3 separate regions of the Mus musculus genome follow, and all the other regions are linked to region 3. A link is a contact called in ENCODE Hi-C or POLR2A ChIA-PET data. All regions are on one chromosome and are shown on one strand. Each heading gives the region's core, a stretch centred on a gene start or an enhancer-like site at or near the end of the contact. The rest is flanking DNA. Distances are from core to core; before and after follow the strand shown. Region 1 holds the start of Amigo3 (adhesion molecule with Ig like domain 3). Region 2 holds the start of 4930447F24Rik (RIKEN cDNA 4930447F24 gene). Region 3 holds the start of Apeh (acylpeptide hydrolase).

Evidence for each region. A loop is a pair of places that touch in the nucleus more often than their neighbours do. ChIA-PET counts read pairs that join two places held with the same protein, here RNA polymerase II (POLR2A).
Region 1: POLR2A ChIA-PET joins it to region 3 with 15 read pairs in embryonic stem cell. The contact joins the promoter of Amigo3 here to the promoter of Apeh in region 3. POLR2A ChIA-PET finds 5 or more read pairs at or near these places in 3 of 5 experiments (Patski and embryonic stem cell).
Region 2: a loop to region 3 is called in a map of heart, with 6 times the contacts of the local background. The contact joins the promoter of 4930447F24Rik here to the promoter of Apeh in region 3. A Hi-C loop is called at or near these places in 12 of 37 maps with a recorded cell type or tissue (T-helper 17 cell, T-helper 2 cell, adrenal gland and 4 more). POLR2A ChIA-PET finds 5 or more read pairs at or near these places in 4 of 5 experiments (Patski and embryonic stem cell).

Annotation. Positions count from the first base shown.
Region 1 is chr9:108,051,516-108,055,636 of GRCm38, forward strand. It overlaps Amigo3 (adhesion molecule with Ig like domain 3), which reads left to right and starts at 1,644. Exons shown (of 1, transcript NM_177275.4): 1 at 1,644-4,121. The coding sequence starts at 1,865. The coding sequence ends at 3,391. It overlaps Gmppb (GDP-mannose pyrophosphorylase B), which reads left to right. Exons shown (of 9, transcript NM_177910.4): 9 at 1-405. Rnf123 (ring finger protein 123) reads right to left here. Exons shown (of 39, transcript NM_032543.2): 36 at 930-1,072; 37 at 699-793; 38 at 520-605; 39 at 157-445. The coding sequence ends at 325.
Region 2 is chr9:108,131,353-108,135,376 of GRCm38, forward strand. It overlaps 4930447F24Rik (RIKEN cDNA 4930447F24 gene), which reads left to right and starts at 2,366. Exons shown (of 3, transcript NR_126078.1): 1 at 2,366-2,438. All of the region lies in intron 2 of Bsn (bassoon), which reads right to left.
Region 3 is chr9:108,091,586-108,096,212 of GRCm38, forward strand. Apeh (acylpeptide hydrolase) reads right to left here and starts at 2,895. Exons shown (of 22, transcript NM_146226.2): 1 at 2,850-2,895; 2 at 2,642-2,774; 3 at 2,037-2,163; 4 at 1,396-1,489; 5 at 1,222-1,297; 6 at 969-1,132; 7 at 691-828; 8 at 503-594; 9 at 386-426; 10 at 183-304. The coding sequence starts at 2,861. It overlaps Bsn (bassoon), which reads right to left. Exons shown (of 12, transcript NM_007567.2): 12 at 4,437-4,627.

The DNA.
Region 1 (4,121 bases), core at 394-2,893, 41 kb before region 3:
TTCACGAGGCCCTGGACTTGGTGCCATTTGTCTAGGGAGGAGTGGATGACTCTGAAGCTGTCGGACTTCTGCCTTCTGGTGGGGACAGACATGGACAGGACCCTGCTGGGTGTAACCCACAAGCCCCCACTCCCTCAAGAAGAGCGGGCCCAGGGCTGTTTGGAATAATAATTTAATGCTCACTGTAGCCTGGACTGGAAGTCAAGCTCAGGCTCCCACCAGCGAGGCTACACACAGGCAGATGGGTGGGTGGAAGTGGTAAGAGTGAGGGTGATGGGTAAACAGGGCCCGGTCTGCGGCTGATGGCGGAGCTTCCAGGATGGCCTAGGCAGCTGAGGACATGGCGCTTGTGTTGGCTGCCTTGTCCCAGTCCTCTACAGATACAATGGTGGCTTTGCAGAAGAAGCAGTCCTTGTTGTTCATCAGGTGCTGGTTGATGCAGGCTCTACAAGAGGGGAGGGAAGGAGTGCTACCTCGTGCGTCCTAATTTGCCTCCCCAAGTCCATGGGGCCCACTTACTTGCAGGATTTGTGACCACAAGGCTGGAACACAGCAGAGATGGGGTGGGCGTAGCAGATTGGGCAGAGGTCCTCTTCATTGGTGGGCTACAGGGCAGAGTGGAGGAGTTGGGCTGGGATCCTTACCCCTGTCCTGGTGTTTACAGATTAGTAAAACGGCCTCTGTTATGCCACACTCACCAGGGAGGCGGCGGCCGCCTGGGCAGATGCAGCGGTCAGGTGAGCCAGCATCTGTTCCACCTGGGCCAGCTCCTCAGCGCTGATATAATCTGTATCTGCATCAGTAGTAGGTAGCATCAGGGCCCCTGTCGTCTGAGAACTCAGTGCCTCTTGAATACTCCCAGGCAGGGAATTTGCTATTGAGGATCCTGAAACTCTTCCCTGACCTGACCCACCCGCTGGTTCACTTACAACTCTGTAGAGAGAAGCGTTTCCGGTCAGGGGCAGGCAAGGTAGTGCCAGGTGCTAGGGGCTCTGGCTGCCCCAGGAGATAGCATATGGAACGAAGCTGGAAGCAGGGATCAGCCAGGAGCACAGAGGTGGCTTGCTCTGTCCTAGGTAGGGGAGGGTGCATAGGTCGTAGGAAGGCTTTGAGCCTGTGTGAACATTTTCTCCACGTGGGACAGATGAATATCCAGAGGCCTCGCTCATTATTATGCCTCCACTCTCCCCCCTATTACTTACCAACCCTCCCAGGTGTTTGGTCCCACATGACCTGAATACCAGTTTAAAGAGAAGGGTGCTATTGATAAAAAGGTGCTTGCTACCAGCTATGGTAACTTGGGTCTGATCCCCAGAACCTCACAAGTCGTCGTCCGACGTCTGCACGAATGCTCACATACACAGACATAAGTAAATCTAAGAGAGCAGCAAGGACTCCACCTACCCCATTACACACCAATCCTCTGAGGGCTGAAGGCATTCTCCCCTAAGTCCTTTTGCTCTTCAAGAGGGAAGTCAGGCTTCCAGCCAAGCAGACTGGGACACTGGGGCCCTCTGGTGGCCACACTGGCTTTTTAAGTGCCAAGAGATGTGGCTGCTCCGCCCCTTAACAGCAGGAGCCAATGGGAACTTAGGTCCCCGCCCCTGAGCGGTCATTTCCTAGCTAGTACTTAGAATCCAGTCAGAAAGCTCTTGGAGAAGCTAGAAGAAGGGCTGCGGGCCCCACCTCACAACCCAGACCAGAAGAGCAGGAGAAGCCGGCTGGGCAGGGGGAGCCAGCGTTGTGCCTCTCGAGCCATGGGCCATAGGGAACCACAATCCGCAAGCCTGTGCAGAAGTAGGTGAGTCTTGGAGCTGTTGACCTGCACTGAGCTGTCCCCATATCTTCCCTGGTAGTCACTGGCATGGCCTGGCTAGTGCTATCAGGTATACTACTATGCATGTTGGGTGCTGGATTGGGCACTTCAGACTTGGAGGATGTTCTGCCTCCTGCTCCCCACAACTGCCCCGATATATGCATCTGTGCTGCCGATGTGTTGAGCTGTGCGGGCCGTGGGTTACAGGACTTGCCGGTAGCACTGCCTACCACTGCTGCAGAACTCGATTTGAGCCACAACGCACTCAAACGCCTGCACCCGGGGTGGTTAGCGCCCCTCTCCCGGCTGCGTGCCTTGCACCTAGGCTATAATAAGCTGGAAGTCCTGGGCCATGGTGCGTTCACCAATGCCAGTGGCCTGAGGACACTTGACCTGTCCTCTAATATGTTAAGGATGCTCCATACCCATGACCTGGATGGCCTGGAGGAGCTGGAGAAGTTACTTCTGTTCAATAACAGCCTGATGCACTTGGACCTGGATGCCTTCCAGGGCCTGCGCATGCTTAGCCACCTCTATCTCAGCTGCAACGAGCTCTCCTCTTTCTCTTTCAACCACTTGCACGGTCTGGGGTTAACCCGCCTGCGGACTCTGGACCTCTCCTCCAACTGGCTGAAACATATCTCCATCCCTGAGTTGGCTGCACTGCCAACTTATCTCAAGAACAGGCTCTACCTGCACAACAACCCGCTGCCCTGTGACTGCAGCCTCTACCACCTGCTCCGGCGCTGGCACCAGCGGGGCCTGAGTGCCCTGCATGATTTTGAACGCGAGTACACATGCTTGGTCTTTAAGGTGTCAGAGTCCCGAGTGCGCTTTTTTGAGCACAGCCGGGTCTTCAAGAACTGCTCTGTGGCTGCAGCTCCAGGCTTAGAGCTGCCTGAAGAGCAGCTGCACGCGCAGGTGGGCCAGTCCCTGAGGCTCTTCTGCAACACCAGTGTGCCTGCCACTCGGGTGGCCTGGGTCTCCCCGAAGAATGAGCTGCTTGTGGCGCCAGCCTCTCAGGATGGTAGCATCGCTGTGTTGGCTGATGGCAGCTTAGCCATAGGCAGGGTGCAAGAGCAGCACGCAGGCGTCTTTGTGTGCCTGGCCAGTGGGCCCCGCCTGCACCACAACCAGACACTTGAGTACAATGTGAGTGTGCAAAAGGCTCGCCCCGAGCCAGAGACTTTCAACACAGGCTTTACCACCCTGCTGGGCTGTATTGTGGGCCTGGTGCTGGTGTTGCTCTACTTGTTTGCACCACCCTGTCGTGGCTGCTGTCACTGCTGTCAGCGGGCCTGCCGCAACCGTTGCTGGCCCCGGGCATCCAGTCCACTCCAGGAGCTGAGCGCACAGTCCTCCATGCTTAGCACTACGCCACCAGATGCACCCAGCCGCAAGGCCAGTGTCCACAAGCATGTGGTCTTCCTGGAGCCGGGCAAGAAGGGCCTCAATGGCCGTGTGCAGCTCGCAGTAGCTGAAGACTTCGATCTGTGCAACCCCATGGGCTTGCAACTCAAGGCTGGCTCTGAATCAGCCAGTTCCACGGGCTCAGAGGGTCTCGTGATGAGCTAGACTGCCTGAGATCTCCTGCTGCTTGCCCTGCTTGCTGCTGCAGTCTAAAGAACTGACCTGCTGGTGGGGCGTGCTGTGCCTGGTCCCACAACTGCATGTGAGCCTTGATCCTACTGTAACAGTTCTAACACTAGCTCAGGACAAGGTCTCAGACTACTAGAGCCTGCTTCCCCTAGGACCACAGAGTGACCAAATGTCCCATTAACATTACAGACTAAGCCAATCTGATAAAAGCCCTGGCATCAGAGTCTGGGGACCACCCCCAGGAGTTAATGCAGATGTCAGGGTGTGGTATAGAAGAGTCAAGCATACCACACTTCCCCTCCCTGCCCGGAGGGAACTGGCAGCTCAGAAGATCCAGCTTCCACTCTGAGATGGAAGGAGGAAATGAGCCTTCCCTGTACTGAAAGAGGACCCAGTCTGCTGCCACCCAGCCTCCTGAAAGCTTTGCAACTCCTGTGGAGTCTGGTGGGCATACACACCTACAGGACCCTCCTACAGAGTAGCCCTGCTGTCTTCAGCTACAGGCAGACCCAATCCCTAAGGCTCACAACCCAGCAGGAAAAAGCATAGATAGGTGACTAACCTGGGACTCTTGTCTTTGGAGAGCAGGAGGCCTCTCAAGAGCTGGCACTCATCTCAACCTAATGGCTAAACAGAGCCCTCAGGGCATGCGCCCTGCACACCCACTGGGGTGGGTGTGGAAGACGGTCAGTGCCTGCCCAATGAT
Region 2 (4,024 bases), core at 1,116-3,615, 39 kb after region 3:
TTGTAGGGTTTGCTTGTATATTCTGGATATATCAACTACTTACTAGGTATAAGTCTGGCAATTATTTTCTCTCAAACATCTTTTCCTTTTTTTTTTTTTTAAAGATTTATTTATTTATTATATGTAAAGTACATTGTAGCTGTCTTCAGACACTCCAGAAGAGGGCATCAGATCTCGTTACAGATGGTTGTGAGCCGCCATGTGGTTGCTGGGAATTGAAATCAGGACCTTCGGAAGAGCAGTCTTAACCACTGACCCATCTCTCCAGCCTTCTCTCAAACATCTTAAATTTTCATCCAGTCTGATCTGTCTTTCTCTCTATTGACTGTGCCTTTGGTGTCTAAGATAAGAAACCACAGGCAAGTCCAAAGTTGGAAGGGCTTGTCCTGTATTTCTTCTTAAGAGCTTTCCAGCGTCACCTTGTATATGTAAGTGTCTCGCTCACTCTGGGTTAAGGGTTATGTATGGCTGCTGTAAGGGTCCAGCTTTATTCTACTGCTTGTGGAGACCCAACCTTCCCAGCATCATTTGGCTTTCTCCATTCAAAGTTCTTGTACTTCTTGACAAAGATCATTTTATCTTGAGCTTGGAGTGTAACTAATTAGCAAAATACTTAGTATCTACTACCTAGGCCCTGGGTTGAATCCCAGAAACACACACACACACACACACACACACACACACACACACACACAGAGAGACAGAGGCAGACAGACAGACAGACATAATAATCATGTAAATGTATATGTGAAATTTGGGAGATTTGGGGGTTTTGTTGTTGTTCTGATTTTGTTTTTTCTTTTCCTTTCTTTCTTTCCTTTCCTTTCCTTTTCTCTTTTTACATAGGGTTTCTCTCTGTGGTAGCGCTGGCTGTCCTGGCACTAACTTTGTAGACCAGGCTGGTCTTGAACTGAGAAATCTGCTTGCCTCTGCCTGGAGACTGGTGGGATTAAAGATGAGCATCCTGTGCCTAGCTTGATTTTGTGTTTATTTACCTTTTTGAGTCAGGATCTCACTTTTTCTTGTTTGAAATTTTTTTTATTTACTCTTATGTGTGTGTGCACATGCACAGTACTTGTGGAGAGCAGAAGAGGGCATCGAATCTCCAGGAGCTGGAGTTACAGGCAGCTATGCCACCCGATCCCAGTACTGAGAACTGAACCCTGGTCCTCTGGAAGAGCAGCAAGTGCTCTTAACCACAAAGCCATCACTCCAGTCCCCTCCAACTTGGTTGTGTGTGTGTGTGGTTTTTTTTTTTTTTTTTTTTTTTTTTTTTTTTTTTTTTTTTTGGCAAGTTTGCTCTGACTACTTGAGGGTCTGTGTGTGCCTGTGTGGGCATGTATCACAGCTTTTGCAAGAACCAGTTTTCTTCTACCCTGTAGGTCCTGGGAGTTGAACTCGGTCCATCAGGTTTGGCAGCAAGTAACTTTACCCACTGAGCCATCTCATCCCCCCTTTTCTTGGCCGTCTTTACTCCACTGTCTCTGTCCTGTTTCACTTGGCTTTACATATAACAATATACGATTTAGGGCTGGTGAGATGGCTCAGTGGGTAAGAGCACCCGACTGCTCTTCCGAAGGTCGGAAGTTCAAATCCCAGCAACCACATGGTGGCTCACAACCACCCGTAATGAGATCCGATGCCCTCTTCTGGTGCGTCTGAAGACAGCTACAGTGTACTTTACATATAATAAATAAATAAATAAATAAATCTTTAAAAAAAAACAATATATGATTTAGTGGTGAGCTGCATTGTTCTGCTCTGGATCCTTCCCATTCCTGTTTGGTTGATGCCTAGGCTCTTCAGTGCCAGCACTCCATGCCTGATGGCCTCAGCCACAAAACAGCCCATGCAACAGCACTCTTGTCTCTCCCGTGTCTCTGCTCTCCATCCTACAGATACAGTTAAGGTCGGCCCTGTCTCCAGAAAACAGGCAGCCTGGGGCCGCGTTCTAACACCAGGGCTGGCTGCCTAAGAGCTCCTAGAAGCTTGGAGGACTTTCCCCTGTTGACTGAATGGTTTTGCTGTTGCTGTTATTTTTTAATCAGGGGGGCTTCTATAAGGCAAATGGCCTAAGGACTAGGCACATGGTGGCTAAGATCCCTTTCCTGCCCCAGCCTGCCTGGAGGTCCACTTCCACTTTATTTAGGGTTAGAGGGAAGCACTGTAGTCATCTCCTCCTGGAGGAGGCCTCATCCCATGCCTTTAGGACACCTGTGCCTCATTTGAATCTGGCCCAAACAGCAGTGTGGCCTGGATGGGGCAGAGGAAAGGGGACAGGCTGCTGGCTAGGGCTGAGGACTCTGTGCTGCTCATAGCTCCACCCCCAGGCCATCTGGTGTCCTGGCCTTTGCTGGAAGCAGTGGGATGCAGACATTAAAGGGAGAGGCTTAGACCATTACATTGGCTCCCTTCCTTCTTTGCACAACCCACCTTCGGTAAGCATCCAAGCCCAGGGCTTGTCATGAGGTTAAGGATGGGGGCAGTAAGTTAGACCTGCCTGCCTGCCTCTGCCTCTGCCTCTGCCTCTGCCTCTCTGCCTCTGCCTCTCTGCCTCTGCCTCTCTGCCTCTGCCTCTGCCTCTGCCTCTGCCTCTGCCTCTGCCTCTGCCTCTGCCTCTGCCTCTCTGCCTCTCTGCCTCTCTGCCTCTCTGCCTCTCTGCCTCTCTGCCTCTCTGCCTCTCTGCCTCTCTGCCTCTCTGCCTCTCTGCCTCTCTGCCTCTCTGCCTCTCTGCCTCTCTGCCTCTCTGCCTCTCTGCCTCTCTGCCTCTCTGCCTCTCTGCCTCTCTGCCTCTCTGCCTCTCTGCCTCTCTGCCTCTCTGCCTCTCTGCCTCTCTCTCTGCCTCTCTGCCTCTCTCTCTGCCTCTCCTGCCTCTCTGCCTCTCTGCCTCTCTGCCTCTCTCTCTGCCTCTCTGCCTCTCTGCCTCTCTCTCTGCCTCTCTGCCTCTCTCTCTGCCTCTCTGCCTCTCTCTCTGCCTCTCTGCCTCTCTCTCTGCCTCTCTGCCTCTCTCTCTGCCTCTCTGCCTCTCTCTCTGCCTCTCTGCCTCTCTCTCTGCCTCTCTGCCTCTCTCTCTGCCTCTCTGCCTCTCTCTCTGCCTCTCTGCCTCTCTGCCTCTCTCCCTCTCTGCCTCTCTCCCTCTCTGCCTCTCTCCCTCTCTGCCTCTCTCCCTCTCTGCCTCCCTCTCTGCCTCTCTGCCTCTCTGCCTCTCTGCCTCTCTGCCTCTCTGCCTCTCTGCCTCTCTGCCTCTCTGCCTCTCTGCCTCTCTGCCTCTCTGCCTCTCTGCCTCTCTGCCTCTCTGCCTCTCTGCCTCTCTGCCTCTCTCTCTGCCTCTCTGCCTCTCTCTCTGCCTCTCTCTCTGCCTCTCTCTCTGCCTCTCTCTCTGCCTCTCTCTCTGCCTCTCTCTCTGCCTCTCTGCCTCTCTGCCTCTCTGCCTCTCTGCCTCTCTGCCTCTCTGCCTCTCTGCCTCTCTGCCTCTCTGCCTCTCTGCCTCTCTGCCTCTCTGCCTCTCTGCCTCTGCCTCTGCCTCTGCCTCAGCAACGGCTAAGCCTGGAGTAGATAAGGTCCTGACCATACTCTTTCCTCTAGTGTTTTATTTACATTTTCAAACAGTTTTCTTTGTTTACTCTGTGTGTGTGTGTGTCTGTGTGTATGTGTGTCTGTCTATGTGTCTGTGTGTGTGTGTGTGTGTGTGTGTGTGTGTATGCATGTGTCTGTGTGTATGTGTATATGTGTGTGTCTGTCTATGTGTGTCTGTATGTGTCTGTGTGTGTCTTTATGTGTGTCTGTGTGTCTGTCTGTGTCTGTGTGTTTGTCTGTCTCTCTGTGTGTATGTGTGTGTGTATGTATGTGTGTCTGTATGTGTATCTGTCTGTGTGTCTGTCTGTGTGTCTGTCTGTATGTCTGTGTCTGTATTTGTGTCTGTCTGTGTGTGTTTGTGTGTGTCTGTGTGTGTTTATGTGTGTTTATGTGTGTCTATGTGTGTGTCTGTCTCTGTGGTGTCTTTGTGTGTGTGTTGTCATGGCTT
Region 3 (4,627 bases), core at 1,645-4,144:
GAGGACCCCTTGAGGTGGTGAGCCCTGAGAGTACCCAAGCTTCCAGGACTTACCTTGAAGGGTCAGGCCACTGGTCCACGGAGGACAGGAGAGGGCCCCGAGGGGGGAGATGACACCATCCCTTTAGCCCTCATTCCCCATCAAGAGCTAACCGTCCTCCCACCCCACCCACTTCAGCTCACCAGGAAGAGCTGGCTGCACTGGTGATGAGGGGCTAGAGATGGGTACTGCAGGTAGACGACGCGACACTGGTCTGGGCTCAGCCGAGGAGAGCAGACAGCCAGGGACTCATCCGAGAGTAGTTCTAGGCCACAGAAATATGAGTATCACATAGACCAGGGAAGACTAACAGTCAGGAAAGCACGTGCGGACGCCAGACACTTACCACACTTCCCCCCGCTCAGGTCCACATAGTACAGGGCTGACCTGGAAAGGTCAGAGAGACACTCAGCTCTATGGTCAGCTGGGCCGTAAGGGCCCTCTGGTCTGCCTGCTTTCTCACCTGCGATTGGTGCAGTAGCGGATACCTAGCCGGAAGGGTTCGTGCCACCAGCCCACAAACACCACACCCGTGTCTCCAGGGGCCCAGAAAGCCTGCAAACAAAACCACAAAGTAGGTATGAGCAAGACGTAATCGCTCAAGCAGGGGACCCCGACTCCAGAAGGGGCAAAGGCCATGTTGCTGCTGACCTGACCAGGGGACACATTTTCAGGGACGCCCTCAAGCACGGAGATGTTACCACTCTCGATATCCAGCACGCAGAGCACAGGGATGCTTTTGGAAACCATAGTTTCTCCCCAGTCTTCATAAAATACAAACTGGTCCCCCTGAGAACAGAGGACACTCAATGCCCAGGGTGCCTACAGAACCCTGACCTGCCTCCTAGACACTAGGGCCTCCCAGGTCCACCGGATGTAGGGCAGGGCTGCCCGGCAGGGCCTGTGTGGCCCGGCCACACCACAAGCACCTTGATGGCCTGGTCTGGCTTCTTCGGCCTGGCCATCTCCTCATCACTGGCACTGACGTCCAAGGCTTTGGTTTGAAAGAAGGACTCAGCTTTGGGACGCTTCTTCTCCGCCACATACAACAAGTGCGTCTCTGAGTGTGACCAGGAGAGGCAGCCAAAGCAGTCTGCATGCAGGGAGGGACGGTTAGGGGGAGCCCAATGCTATAGCTGCCCCTTCTGCCCACCCCTCCTGCTTACCAGCCAGGCGCCTCACCATCTTCATACACAGGCCCATGCTTCTCCAGTGCAGACAGGTTGAAACTCTTGAGCTTGCGGTTCTTCTCCCAGACCTGAAGATACCTGGGCATCAGGCTGCTTGCCCCTCCACAGGGCTTCACTTGTGGCACTAAGTGACCGGCTGGCTGCCACCTCATCCTTGCAAACTCACCTCCAAGAACTGTTTTTCCTCTCCCGAGACTGCACCTCCAGCCTTGCGCAGCACTGCTTTCATGGTGCCTGAAGGAGACTCTCTGCTCAGCAGCCTGAGAACAGGGGTTGCAGGTCAGGAAGGTGCCAAGTCGTCCCCCCCAACAGCCTTGTGCTGGCCCCCTTACTGGTCACAACCTCTTAGCTGAGTCTCTGTCTCTGTCTGTCTGTCTGTCTCTCTCTCCTTTCTTTATAAGCCCTTTTAGGTCTGGCGTTATAAAATCAGAATTGGCCGCACAGGAGGCTATCTCCCAGCTAACTGGGACTCTGAAATCATACCAGCCCATGAAGCACTCCCAGCCTCAAGCTGGCTGGCCTTTTTTCTCTTCCTTAGGTTACTGACTCGACTGTCTCCAGAGTCCTAGGGACCTAGGCCCTAGTTTAGAAGAAGCTCCTAGTATTTATCAGGCCATGTCTCCAGAGACCAGACAAGCTCTCAGGGGTCAGGCACCTTGCTCTTTGCTCCCCTGAAGCCACCCAAAGTTGTCCCTGAAGGGGATAGGCACAGAGCACAACACCCTAAGGACACATGGCGACATTTATGAAAGGCTAGCAAGGCAGGTGGCTGCGGTCTTGTCTACAGACTGCTCCTGTCACACTTACTCCCCCCGGGTTTCCACACTGTTGCCCGCAGGCCCGGCAAACACCACCGAGTCTCCATCATGGAACACTAGGTACTGGCGGCAGAATCGGATGTTCTCCATTCGATCCAAGTCCCTCTGAGTCCACTCTGCAAGGGAGGCAGGGGGCTGCTCAACTTGTCTGGGCCAGTTTGGACCACTGCCCACCAATCAAGGCCTATCTTTCCCAGTCTGTCTCCGGACAGCCTGAGTATAGCCTGGACAACACTTCACTTAATATAACCTAAGCCTAGGCTCCCAGAGCCTGAGCTGACGGTCAGAGAGAACCCACTACCAACCACAGAATTTTAAGGGCAACATAGCTGTTGTTGGGTTGTAGAATGTAAGGGCCGGAGAGTCCTGCGAGGCCCACACCTTGCACTCAGGTCTGAATTTTACTCCCACACCTTCAACTCATTTACGGAATTATTTATCAGTAAGGCTAGTGCAGCCCCCAAAACACCTGTGCGCAGGAACTACAGTTGGGTTTCCTCCCCAAACCCGTGTCAAGCAGCGTGCCCTCCACAGTCCCCATCTCTCCACCTGGATGCACGGCCCGTCGCCACCCAGTTCCCTCGGTCTACACACCAGTGTGCACAGTCCGATAGAGGCCCCCATACTGCGTGGTGACCTCCGGGCCCAGGCAGGCGGCGCTCAGCGAAGGCTGGCGGCTAAGGCCCCGGTACAGCGCTGCCGCCTCCTGGGGCTCACTCAGCAGCACCTGCGCAGGGGACACACCAGGGTCAGGCTCAGCCCGGGCTACGGAGGCCACGGGGGCCACGGGCCGAGCCCTCACCTGACGCTCCATAGTCGGTCTTTCGGTAGCAGCTAAGTCCCGGAAGTGAAGCTCCGGGGGCGGGGCCTAAGGCGGTCCCCAGTTTCCGCTACACTCAGTGGCGACCTGGGACCCGCAGGGCCCTGTATAAGCTCCGGCCAGTCGGCAGGGGGCGGGGCCTGGATAGTAAGAAGGCGGGGCCTACGAAGGAGCCGCCCGGAGGGGAGGAGCGGGAAACAAAAATTCAGTCGAAGACTAGGCAAGTGGGAGGCAGAATCAGGGAGTCGAGTCCTGGGATTTTTAGAGAGGGGAGGCTCCGAGGAGTGAGGGCGGACGTATAGCAGCAGAATACAGAGCCGGTGTTCAGAGACAGGGCAGGTCTGGGAGGAGTGAAGGAAGTAGGATTGGACTCCAGCCGACTGTGAGCTGAAAGCTGCGGGATCAGAGAGAAAGCCCTGAGCGTTCGAAGGGTGGGGCTTCGGAGGAACACTAATGATCCTTAAGGATGAGGGGGCGGGGGCGGGGGCGGGGACGGGTGGGAACCGAATACAGAGACTAGCGGGTCTGTGAAAGCGGAATGTTGCGGGGCGCCTCAGTCGCAGGGATCTCTTTCAGCGCTCTCCCCATCTACTGCAAGCCAGGCGATTAGGAGTGGGAAACTTAGGTTCCCGGGTGGAGCCCTGGGGCGCCGGGCAAAGGGCGGTGCTGAACTCTCTGGGTGCTACCCTGGCTTATCAATCACCAGACTTGCCCCTAAAGCTATCTGTTGCCACAGCCTTAACCCGCCCTTCTCAGAAGCTCCTTGCTGCGGATCGTGAGCCGACTGGGTCTCAACCTACTCCAAGGGCCGATGTGGAGGGTCAGACTTCACCTAAGAGCAGCGAGCGTGCTGTGGAAAGAAGAGCCTAGGCAGACAGTCTCCTGCACACGACACAGGACTAGGTTGACTTAGGTGACAGCAGAGAGCAAGAGTGGTTGGGCAACAGTAGGTATCTCCCCCTCCTCCATATAGCTTGAGAGTGGCTGGTCTTTTAGACCAGCTATGGGCCCCCTTGAATGAGTGCTTTCTTTCTTACTTGAGGCAAAATTGATACTCTTTAATCTCTGTTTCTTATTTTCTAGTGCTGCTTAACTTATATTTGTTTAGTTTCTCTACGTAGTTCTGGCCTCAAACTCACAGAGACCCACCTATCTCTGTCTCCCAAGAGCTGGGATTAAATGTGTGGGCTATGATATCCAGCTTGAACTATTCTTGACTATACTAAGGATTAAAGTCTCAGCCATGGGGGACTGGGGGGGGGGGGGGAGTTTCGAACAAGGTAGGCAGATGTAAAGCTTGTTTGATAGCACCAGGGGGCAGCACTTGCCCATCTAGCTCCTGGGAACCAGGATCCTGAAAACTGTCTGGTGGCTTAGGACAAGCCTTTGCACCTTCCTGGAGGGTCATGTTTGAATGGCTTGGTGTTGACTCCGCCTCAATTGTGCCAACATTTCTGAAATTTTGCTCTTTCTCATTTTTTTCTTTAATCGTGGAGAATACTGTCACAAACGTTGGCATCTACCTGTTTGGCTAAGTGTTCCCACTTCAGAAATCACCCCGAGACTGTCTGAAGGTTGTTTATATCAAGTCCTTTTATTCTGATACCACAGAAATACCTTGTCACAGTACAGGGGAGGGACACTGAAGTACCACGAGTTCTCACAGAGCACAGGAGGACGGCACACAATTCACAAGGTCATGTGGAGGACTCGGGTCATTGCACTTACAATGTAAACTTGTTTGTTTGACTTTGTACAGC